2 separate regions of the Homo sapiens genome follow, and region 1 is linked to region 2. A link is a contact called in ENCODE Hi-C or POLR2A ChIA-PET data. All regions are on one chromosome and are shown on one strand. The core of a region is the stretch at or near the end of the contact, and the rest is flanking DNA. Distances in the headings are between cores, read along the strand shown. Region 1 has its middle 85 kb from the start of LINC02420. Region 2 overlaps LINC02421 (long intergenic non-protein coding RNA 2421).

The links. A loop is a pair of places that touch in the nucleus more often than their neighbours do. ChIA-PET counts read pairs that join two places held with the same protein, here RNA polymerase II (POLR2A). Pooled maps may share reads with other maps.
Region 1: a loop to region 2 is called in a pooled map, with 5 times the contacts of the local background. The contact joins two enhancer-like sites. A Hi-C loop is called at or near these places in 1 of 37 single-sample maps with no recorded cell type and 2 of 50 pooled maps. POLR2A ChIA-PET finds 5 or more read pairs at or near these places in 2 of 52 experiments (activated CD8-positive, alpha-beta memory T cell and naive thymus-derived CD8-positive, alpha-beta T cell).

Annotation. Positions count from the first base shown.
Region 1 is chr12:67,354,712-67,360,077 of GRCh38, forward strand. No RefSeq gene overlaps it. Among named protein-coding and RNA genes, the nearest start is that of LINC02420, 85 kb to the right of the region's middle. Within about 2 kb of position 1,365, at least 2 of the 41 ENCODE cell types and tissues checked have a DNase peak (open chromatin) inside an H3K27ac peak, as active enhancers do.
Region 2 is chr12:67,707,361-67,712,321 of GRCh38, forward strand. It overlaps LINC02421 (long intergenic non-protein coding RNA 2421), which reads right to left. Exons shown (of 5, transcript NR_110063.1): 5 at 1,687-3,325. Among named protein-coding and RNA genes, the nearest start is that of LINC02421, 20 kb to the right of the region's middle. Within about 2 kb of position 3,436, at least 2 of the 41 ENCODE cell types and tissues checked have a DNase peak (open chromatin) inside an H3K27ac peak, as active enhancers do.

The DNA of each region.
Region 1 (5,366 bases), core at 115-2,614, 350 kb before region 2:
ACCACCATACCTTGCCTTTCAGTTTGTGGGTAGCTTAGGAAACCGAAGTCAGACAACATAATTGGCTTTTGGGGGATAAGAATTGTGTCTTTCGGATGTTTCTCATAGTGCTTTACAGGATATACCCTCAAAAGAAGCTGAAAAAATTTTAAAAAGAAAGTCTGACACATTTCAATGCTGTGTTCAAGCCTTCTGTTTTCCAAAAGAGGCCATCAGGTATCACAGCAAATCACTTTTGTGGATTATAAAAGGAAGGTGACTTGCAGCTCTAAAATCTTAAATTCTCTGCTCCATGTTCTGTGTTTTATAAATAAGCATAATTGGTATTCAGAAAAGAAATCTGCAATCTCAGCCTACTTCAGGATGTTGGTGAGTTGACTAAGCTGTAAAACTCCTTAAAAGTCAGGATGTTTGGGCAGAGGAGGGCAAAATGTCTAGACAGAACAGAAGGTTTAAACTGCCCCTGGTGAAATTTAGTGGGAATTGACTTTAGCAGCTCTTCCTCCTGGGTGAATAGCTTGTGATTTGCGACTGTGAAGTGGTTGGACTGAAATGCTTTCTACTCTGAAGTTGTATGACTTTTTTTTTTCACATAGTGAATAGAGATATTGATGGAAAAGACATAACTATCAAGATAAAAGTGTGTTTTAAAATAATACTTTTAAGTATTCGACTGTATTCCTTTGTCCTTATGCAAACTAAACCTTGAGAAACAAAGACTGGTAAGATCTTGTGGAGAGAAAGTCAAATATTCCAATTCATTTGGCTTTGTTTGTGCCATATGTGTAAATAACTCCAACAAGATAGTCTGAGAAATAAGAGTTCATCTGGGAACATTCTTAGTCTTGTTATTAATGTTTTAAAATCCTTAGAACTCTTTTGCCAAATTCTGAGACTTAAAATGCAAAGATAAGGATGATTATTTTCAGAGCCAAGTGTGGAAATTATTCTTCTAGTATCTCTCTGTGTTCATGCGGTGCTATTGACTCTGGCAAAATGGGATCTCATATCTCTTTACTAATGAGAACTCAAATCTTCCCTGGGGACTGGCAACTTTAAAGGCTCATTACTCATATGTTTGATGTTATCTTTTGCTGGCAAATAACTGACGCTAGAGTCTTGAACATTTGCCTTTTAGGTTTGCTGTTTGCCCAACATTATGCTAATTCATCTGAAATGGAACTGTCAGCGGCTGCAGAATGTCTTTACCTTTCTTGAGAATTGAAGAAATTTATCTTCACTGGAAGCCTTAATACTAAGCACCCTTTTTTTTTTTTTTTTTTTTTTTTGGCGTTCTTGGTCTTTTCTTCCAGGAGGTGGCGATAGAACATCATAAATATCAAGGTACAAAATGCATGCGTTTTTGCCCCTCAAAGCCTCCCATTGTGGAGCTTATGACCAGCGTGAGTTACTATTCAAGATTTGAGCCTTGGGTGAGCTCTTTTATTGTAATATTTGACTTCCAAGTCATATCTGAAGAGAGAGCAGAAGTACTTTCAACTCCACTGATCACTTGTTTTTCCACTTAGCTTCTCATTTTCTGAGTTTGTGCTGTTGAGTGCAGGAAATGTTAAATAGGTTGGCCTTCAGTTGAAAGATACTGAGATTTACTAGCGCTGTTGTAGATTGGGCTTTTGAACCTAGAATTATTGCTTTTGGTGTAAACCAACATGACTGCCATGCTGTTTCCTAGACATATGAGGATACTACAGGCTCTATTAGAGACTAATTTTTAAAATAGCCCCTGATATTCCTCAACTCTTTATATTTAGCATTTTGTACACTATTCTCCAAGTTGGCATTTGGCAGCTTTTCCTCCTCTTAAGGCAAAGTTAAAAAAAAAAAAAAAAAAAAAAAGGGACATTTGCCAAGGAACAATTTCACCACAGGAGCTTGGCTGGGAAACGGGAATTTGGTATCTTGCTTGTGCACCTGCCAGTTGATTTCTGATTTCTGTATTAGGGGAGAGAGAAAGTTATTCTGAGGTTTATCATCAACAGCTGCCTAATCTTAATAGGTTTAGCTATCTTTTAGAGTTATCTAATTTGAAAATATCTGCTGTTTGATTACCTTTAATATTTTCCTTTTTAAAAAATTATACTTTAAGTTCTGGGGTACATGTGCACAACGTGCTGGTTTGTTACATAGGTTTACATGTGCCATGTTGGTTTGTTGCACCCATAAACTCATCATTTACATTAGGTATTTCTCTTAATGCTATCCCTCCCCTGGGCCCCTGAATATTTTCTTAAAACAAAAAGTTCCTGGTTTAGCAAGCAAAACTGGGATAGGTATGCAAAAGAGAATCCAATGGAGAGTTGAGCACAAGCAGCTAGAAGAAGAAAATGAATATACAGAGAAGGGAAGTTTGTAAAACTAAGGGTGGGAACTTTCTATAGGGCAGCACAGAATAGTTTTTTATTCACAGAAACTTTAACTATATTGCAGTACTTCGCAATTGAAAAGTGGAAAAGATAAATGCTTCATTCTAGTGCAGTAGTTTTGTAAGGGTTCTTTTTCTAATATGAAGTTTTTTTTTAACATTAATGTCTTCTAAAGTACATCTAGGTGGTCAATAAGTGCTTATTTGATTCATTCCTAATACAAATATTTTTGAGCTCCTACTGTTCACTGGATCGAAATCCTAATAAGTTTGAGTATGCATTTGCTATCTCAAGACGTTTGCTTTCTAATAGGTGGAGATAGACAGTAAGCAATTATTGGTAAGTAATGCTTTCTAAAACATGTAGGTTTTTCAGATTTTGGTAATCACAGCATGAAAGAAAGTCATCAAGGCCAGTTCTATGCAAGGCTGCAAAGCTAGGAAAGTATCAAAACAGCAGATCTCTGGCTTTAAATTCTAGCTTATGATTCATTAACAGTGTGCCCGTGAGCAAATTGCTTAACCTCTCTCAACTTCAGTTTTTTCATGTAAAATGGTAATAATAGTACTTATTGGTGAGTCTGTTATGGGGATTTAATGAAATAATGTAAGAAAAGCATTCAGCATGGCACTCACTTGAGACTCAATAAGTGGTAGCTACTGTGATCATTTCTGCTTGTCTTGCTTCAGCTGGTTTCCTTCCACTGCCAAGGGCTTGGTTCCTTGTGCTTGCTTGTTGCTGCCATTCTAGAGGAACACTCCTCCTGCCTCTTCAACAATACATGCACGCTGTGATGCTTCCTTTAGGTCTGCCGTCTCCAGGGGAATGGGGTTCTATTTCTAGAACTTACTTCAGGCTCCTGATCTCTGCCTGATCCAGTTAGATAACTGAATAGACTAGCCTGTGCCAAAGAGGTCAGCGCTAACCTTCACCCTTTGTTATTTTTGAGACAGAGTCTCGCTCTGTTGCCTAGGCTGGAGTGCAATGGCACGATCTTGGCTCACTGCAAGCTCTGCCTCCAGGGTTCAGGTCATTCTTCTGCCTCAGCTTCCCAAGTAGCTGGGACTACAGGTGCTCGCCACCACGCCTGGCTAATTTTTGTATTTTTAGTAAGAAAGGGGTTTCACCGTGTTAGCCAGGATGGTCTTGATCTCCTGACCTTGTGATCAGCCCGCCTCGGCCTCCCAAAGTGCTGGGATTACAGGCATGAGCCACCGTGCCCGGCCACCTTCATCTTTTACCTTGTTGAAAGAGGGCTGCTGAGACAGCCTGTCAGTGTGCACCATCCTGCATTCTGGCTTTTCTTTCTGAGGAGCGCTGCCTGTGGTCCTTTAACAGTTGCATTTCTGCTTCCAATGGCCGGACAGCCCAGGTATTCATCAAAAAGTGCTTATGAAGGGACTCTTCATTTCTAAATGTTGGGTGGACAGTGGTGGACAAAACAGACACTGGTGTCGCATTGAGCTTGGAGAAAAATGGAGACATAGACATTACACAGACAGACACACAGGGAAAAATATTTACAAATTTGGTAAGTACCACAAAGGAGGTGGTATGAGGAAGAACTAGGAGTCTGATTTAGATCAAGAAAGTGTATTAATTTTCTAGGGCTGCTGTAACAAAGTGCCACAAGCTGGGTGACTTTAACATCAGAAATTTATTGTCTCACAGCTGTGAAGAGTAGACATCTGAGATCAAGATTTTGGCAGGATTAGTTCCTTCTGAGGTCTGTGAGGAAGAATCTGTTCTATGCCTCCCTCCCAGCATCTGGGGGTTTGCTGGCAGCCTCTGGCGTTCCGTGGTTTTTGCTGCATCACCCCAACCTCTGCTTTCATCTTCACATTGTCTTCTCCTTGTGTGCATGTCTGACTTCAAATTTCCTCTTTTTATAAGGACTCCAGTCCTGCTGGACTAGAGGCCCACACTACTTCAGGAAGACCTCATCTAATTAGATCTGCAACAACCCTATTACCAAACAAGTTTACATTCTGAAGTAATGGGGATTAGGACTTTTAACACATGAATTTTTGTGGTTATGCAGTTCAACCCCCTACAGTCAACAGGGAAGAGCTCTCCAAGGAAGAAAAGAAAGGCATTTTAGTGGTAGAAGTGTCTCTTGGGGCTCTACAGTCATTCGGTATAAACAGCTGTTGCTCAGCCCTGTGTGAAGTTGGCCTTGTCACGGTAGCTTAGGCTGGGAATGGAGACAGAAAAACTCACATGAATTGTGCTTGTATATCTTGTTACTCATATGATTCTACATTTGAAAGTGGAAATTCAGTCTCCCCCGCAAGAGATGGGGCAGGAGGCTTTTTTTACTTCTTGTTCTTTGACATTAATGTGATCACTCTAGTTTAGGCTTTTGGATCATAGGGCAGGGAATGAAAATTTGGATAGTGTGACAGATTTATGCAATCATCTGTCGTGTCAGAGTTGCATGGAAATTTTAGATACTGAAAAAGTATCATTTGTGTTTTCATCCATCCATCCATCCATCTATTGCTATATGTGGGCACTGTGGTAGCTAATGGCAATGCAATCAGGTGATAGAAAAAATATTTAACCACTCATGATGTCAGGGCCAAAACCAATAACATCAGTAAACAATTGGTATGGCCACCCCAGGGCCAATCCACTAGCTACCAGCCATGTGTACAATACTTAATAACCAGCAATTGTCCTAGGTCTCATGAAGCTGGCAGCTGGCTAATAGAAATAAGATGCATACACATGTGTAATTTAAAGGTTTTTTTTCCCTAGAGTATGGGGTCTCATTTTGTTACCCAGGGGTGCAATGGTATAATCATGGCTTACTGAAATCTCAAATTTCTGGGCTCAAACAGTCCTCTCAGCTCAGCCTCCTGAGGAGCCAAGACTACAGGTGTGCACCACCATGCCTTGCTATTTTTCAAAATTTTTTTTATAGCGATGGGATTTTACTATGTTGCCCAGGCTGGTCTTGAACTTCTGGCCTCAAGTGAT
Region 2 (4,961 bases), core at 2,186-4,685:
CATTTAAGAGTAGTACTAATAAAGAATTTTTTTTTTTTTTGACGGAGTCTCACTCTTGTTGCCCAGGCTGGAGTGCAATGGCGTGATCTTGGCTCTGCCTCCTAGGTTCAAGCGATTCTCCTGCCTCAGTCTCCTGAGTAGCTGGGATTACAGGTGCCCACCACTATGCCTGGCTAATTTTTGTATTTTCAGTAGAGACGGAGTTTCACCATGTTGGCCTGGCTGGTCTCGAACCCCTGACCTCAGGTGATCTGCTTGCCTCAGCTTCCCAAAGTGCTGCGATTACAGGCGTGAGCCACCATGCCCAGCCTAAGCTTCTATTAAAGATAAAGCCGTGTGCTTTATATTTTAAAAGACTTTGTGCAATGGTCAAAGAGAAAATTCAGAGTCCTGGATCTTGTAACATAATAGGGCCAATACGAGCTGGAGATTGCTAGGCTGACATTGTATTTGTCCAGTCCAGAAACTGTTGGAGAACTAAGGTCTGACGCTGTTGCTGGAGGGAGGGTAGTTGGTTAGATGAGAAGGAATTAGGAATCAGAACCTGGAATTTGGTTGGTGTTTGCCGTGAAGTTGTGTCACACCCACAGATGTGAAAACAACCCATAAACGCAAACTGTCAATGCCCATCTGTGTACCTTCCATCTTTCATTAGTGAATAATTGCTAGACTGCAGACCTCATGTTCTGTGCTTCTTTGTAACCCACAACTCTTAGCACCAGGCTGTGTTGAGCATGTGGAATGAAAATTGGATTTGAGGTCAAATGACTTGCATTTAGGTCCCATGCTGGCTGGCTGAGTGGCCTTCAATGAGTCACTTGACCTCTTTGGACCCAACTTCACCTTGTATGTAAGAGGGGTGACATGAATATCTCATAGAATTGTTGCTTCAATACATGAGATACTGGATCTGGCAGAAGAGCTTTGTAAACTATAAAGTACAATAGAAATATTAGTTACTGTTAAATAAATAAAGGATTATCTGTGTCACTCAGTAACCATACACTGATGCTTTCTGGTCCTACCTGTCCTTTGCTTCTAGCACCTACCTCTGGAGAGACCTCTTCAAGAAGCTACAAAATGTATCCTGCCCCCAGGGCCAGCTTCATGGGCATATGACCTGTGCAATCTCATAGGTTCCCATGCTCAGAGGCCCAGGGCTTAGTTTAATGCTCTAGCTGTCCTCTTAATATTCTTAATAATTTTTGAAGAAGGGGCTTGTGTTTTCATTTTGGACTGGGCCTTACAGATTAGGGAACCAGTGATGGCTGCCATTTCTTTCTAACTTAGAATAAAATCCCTGATTTTAAATTCCTTGAAATTTGCTTCATTCCTAATCTTTTGCTTTGAGGATCTCCATGGAGCAAATAGTTATAAATTAATATTTCTGGTTACAATACTTTATGTATATGAACTATTTTAAAGTATATAATATATAATAGTTTCTAGGTAAAGCAGAATGCAAAATAGTGACTTGGTGATTGGGATTACTACTATTTTCCCTCTAAATGATCTTGATTCTGAATTTCTGAAGGAAATATTTCTTTCTATCGGTAACACAAGTGCCAAGCACACTGTGAATAGTCAAGAGAAGACAGTGGAATGTGTGAACTACGTCATGTACATGACATCAATCTATTGTGAGAGGCGTTCTCTTTGGATGATAAAAACAATCTTATAGGGTGATGGTTTTATTTCATGTACTGGTTTTATTTCATTTATTGTGGCTTAAACTAAGGGTATTTGAATTTCAAAACACCAGTTGGTGCAGCTTTCTTCAAATTCTTTTACAGCAACCCATTGAAACCTTAGACTGTCTAGGAAAACAAATATAATTTATGTTTGTTTCCAATCATAATATAGACAAACCTGATATTCTTGTTAAGGGAAGTTAGGTTGTTTGACTTTGTTGGGTGTATTGTTTGGCAATAAAATGGTGCTCAAATACTTTTAAAGTACATATAATTTGTTTTCAATTATAAGTAAAGTTGGCTCACCTTAGATGGGCTTCAGCTATACCTTTGTAAGTGGTGGACATTTCTGCAGGGGGAGGTAAATAGTGGCAATTTGGAATAGAAAGTTTGTGTTAGTTATCTATAGCTGCACAAAAACTTGCCAAAAATGTGTCAGTCTGGTATTTGTCTTTCACACTGTTTCTGAGGGTCAGGAATCTGGGAGCAGCTTAACTAACTTGTTCTGGCTCAGGGTCTTCCATGAAGTGGCAGTCGAACTGTTAGGTCGTCCACTGGGCTGCCCAACTGTCCATGAGACTGGCCACTGGCTTCCACCAGAGCAAGTGATCCAAGGGAAAGCAAGACAGGACCAAATGACATCCATAATCTCTCTTCCAGAGTGGTATCTACCACTCCTCCTGCACTCTACTGGTTACACACCAACCCTGATACAGTGTGGGAGGGGACCATATTAGAGTGTGAGTATTGGAAGCCAGAAATCGCTGGAGACTATTTTAGAGGCTGGCTATCACAGGGTAGGTGGGTACTGGCATATTCCTGAGTTCCGCTGAATCCTCTGCAAAAGAGGGGCAATTTCCAAAGTTTGTCTTCTCAGAAGCCCCACACAGCAATTTGAAGGCACGGAAGACCATACTCTGGTCAATTTCCAAGCCCTGTCAATGTATCTATAGTAGATACTGAATTGGGGGTGACAAGCTTGAAAGAACAAGCATCTACATAAATGAGACCATGTGAAGTGGCCCTACTTACTACACTCTTATTGCCATGTTAAGTGGCACCAGATTGAGGGTACAGGTTGTCTTAGAGAAAGATAAGCAGAAAACAGTATGGTATGACGGATCACCAAGCAGTGGGGAGTGCATTCCAGACTCTATACTGTGAATTTAGGGTTTCGTGCCAGTTTGCAAAGCTTCCTGAAGGTAGCGGGGAAGGCTTGGTGGAGAACTGAATAAAGAGATGACATGGAGAGGTGAAAGGGCCTGAGGGGAGGGTGGAAGCCCTGAGAAACGCAGGAAAGGGCAAGAGGCTGGTTCAGCAGCCTCACAGGCTGGGGTGAGGCTGGCTTCTACTTTCAGGGAAAGGCATAAAGGCTCCCACTCACCTTTTACATCAGGAAGATGAGGGAAAAAGAGTTATCAGTAGAGGAGAAGCCAAAGGTGTGGGCATTTATCAGACACCCACCTTATGCAATGCACTTTCCGTGGGTTTCGATTAACTCCCCACATGACTGGGAGAGGAGAGTGTGGTATTCTCTTCTTTACAGAAGCAAGTCTTGAACCCAGGATCATTTGCATCCAAATCACACACTATTTTCACAAAACATCATTGCTGTTGGGTGCCTCAGCTGGAACCTGTGAAAAACAGACGGGACTCCCTGGTGACTCAGAATGAGAGGAGGGAAGGAGGACACTGTGTAGTCAGCATATGGCCATGGGTAAACTTCCTCCTTTCTGTTCACAGTCCTAGGAGGCAGACTTTGACCCTCATAAAGGCACAGCTGTCCACAATCTTTGCCCGGCCTCTAGTTCTCCAGACAAACCCAGCATAGACCAGATTCAGGGTGTGCTGTGGGAGCCAGGGAGAGGTGCTCCCGTTTCAAAATGGTAGTGTTTGCTCTATGTTACTTTAAGTTTAAAAAGTGATTTCTCTTTTGGAGACGAGAGTGGCAGTTTAAAGAAGACAGAATAATTATGTAGGCAAGAATGTGAAAGGAAGGACCAAATCACAGTGTGGAAAATAAAACCAGAGTGACATTTGCTGCTTAGAGAGTGTAGTGTAGACAGCATGGACAGATAGGCTCAAATTCAGGCTCCACCTTGAAGTGGATTTGTGACTTAAAACAACAAATGTAAGCTCCAGGTCTTACCTGTGAAATGGGGTTGATGATGCCCACCTCTCTAGAACACTGTGTTAAAGGAGGTAACTTTAAATACTGCTATAGGTAGCATGTAGTAGGTGCTATATAAGTTGTAGTTATAAGTTGTAGTTCCTTTTTTTTTTGAGATGGAGTCTCACTCTTGTTGCCCAGGCTGGAGTGCAATGGCATGATCTCTGCTGACCGCAACCTCCACCTCCCGACCTCCCGTGTTCAAGTGATTCTCCTGCCTCAGCCTTCCGAGTAGCTGGGATTACAGGCGCCTGCCACCATGCCCGTCTATTTTTTTTTTTTTATTTTTAGTAGAGACCGGGTTTCAACATGTTGGCCAGGCTGGTCTCGAACTCCTGACCTCAAGTGATCCGCCTGCCTCGGAAGATTAATTTAAAATATTATCTTCTGCTTAGAGTGATGGCAAGCTGGAGGAATTGGGATAATGATGGTGTGTGGGATGGTGTGGGGGAGTGGATGTGGGACAAAATAAAGCTCAGGCAGAAGATGGGATTTCCTTATGGATCTGAAGATGCTTTGTAAAGAATGTGCCATGCACATTATCAGTGGGACCCACCTCATGCCATCAGTGTGTTTGTGGCAGAAGAAGGGAGGATGGAACACAAGGTTCCTAAAACCCAGCCAAATGCTTGTTCCTGCACCATATCATCTTGGGAATGTGGATGCCACATCTCTCTTTTGACATTTCTTGGTTATTTAAAGTTTAGCTGTAGCACAGCCTGCATATGTCTAATGCCTGGTGGGAGAAAGTGAATTAATTAAAGTCCCCTCATGCTGTTATTAATCAGCTTCTCTACAATTTTTATAGGAAGGCCAAGTCATCAAAGAGAAACCAAGACTTTCCTCCGTGGAGAGCTTGCATGGGGAAAGGAGAGAGACTCAATCCTCAGGAGAAAAGTTGAGGAGGTAGAGCTTTGGGGGACAGGGCCATCTGAGCCTGAGAACTGTAAGAAGCTTGCCTCTGGAGGGACCAGGAACATCTTATGGGGTGAGGGAATGCTGGTGGGGAAGATTCAGTCAACCAAAAGGAATCTTGCCTAGCTAGGCTTTCACTATATATGTGGAATGGAAGAGCCTTAAAAAAATAGATGATAGATAAA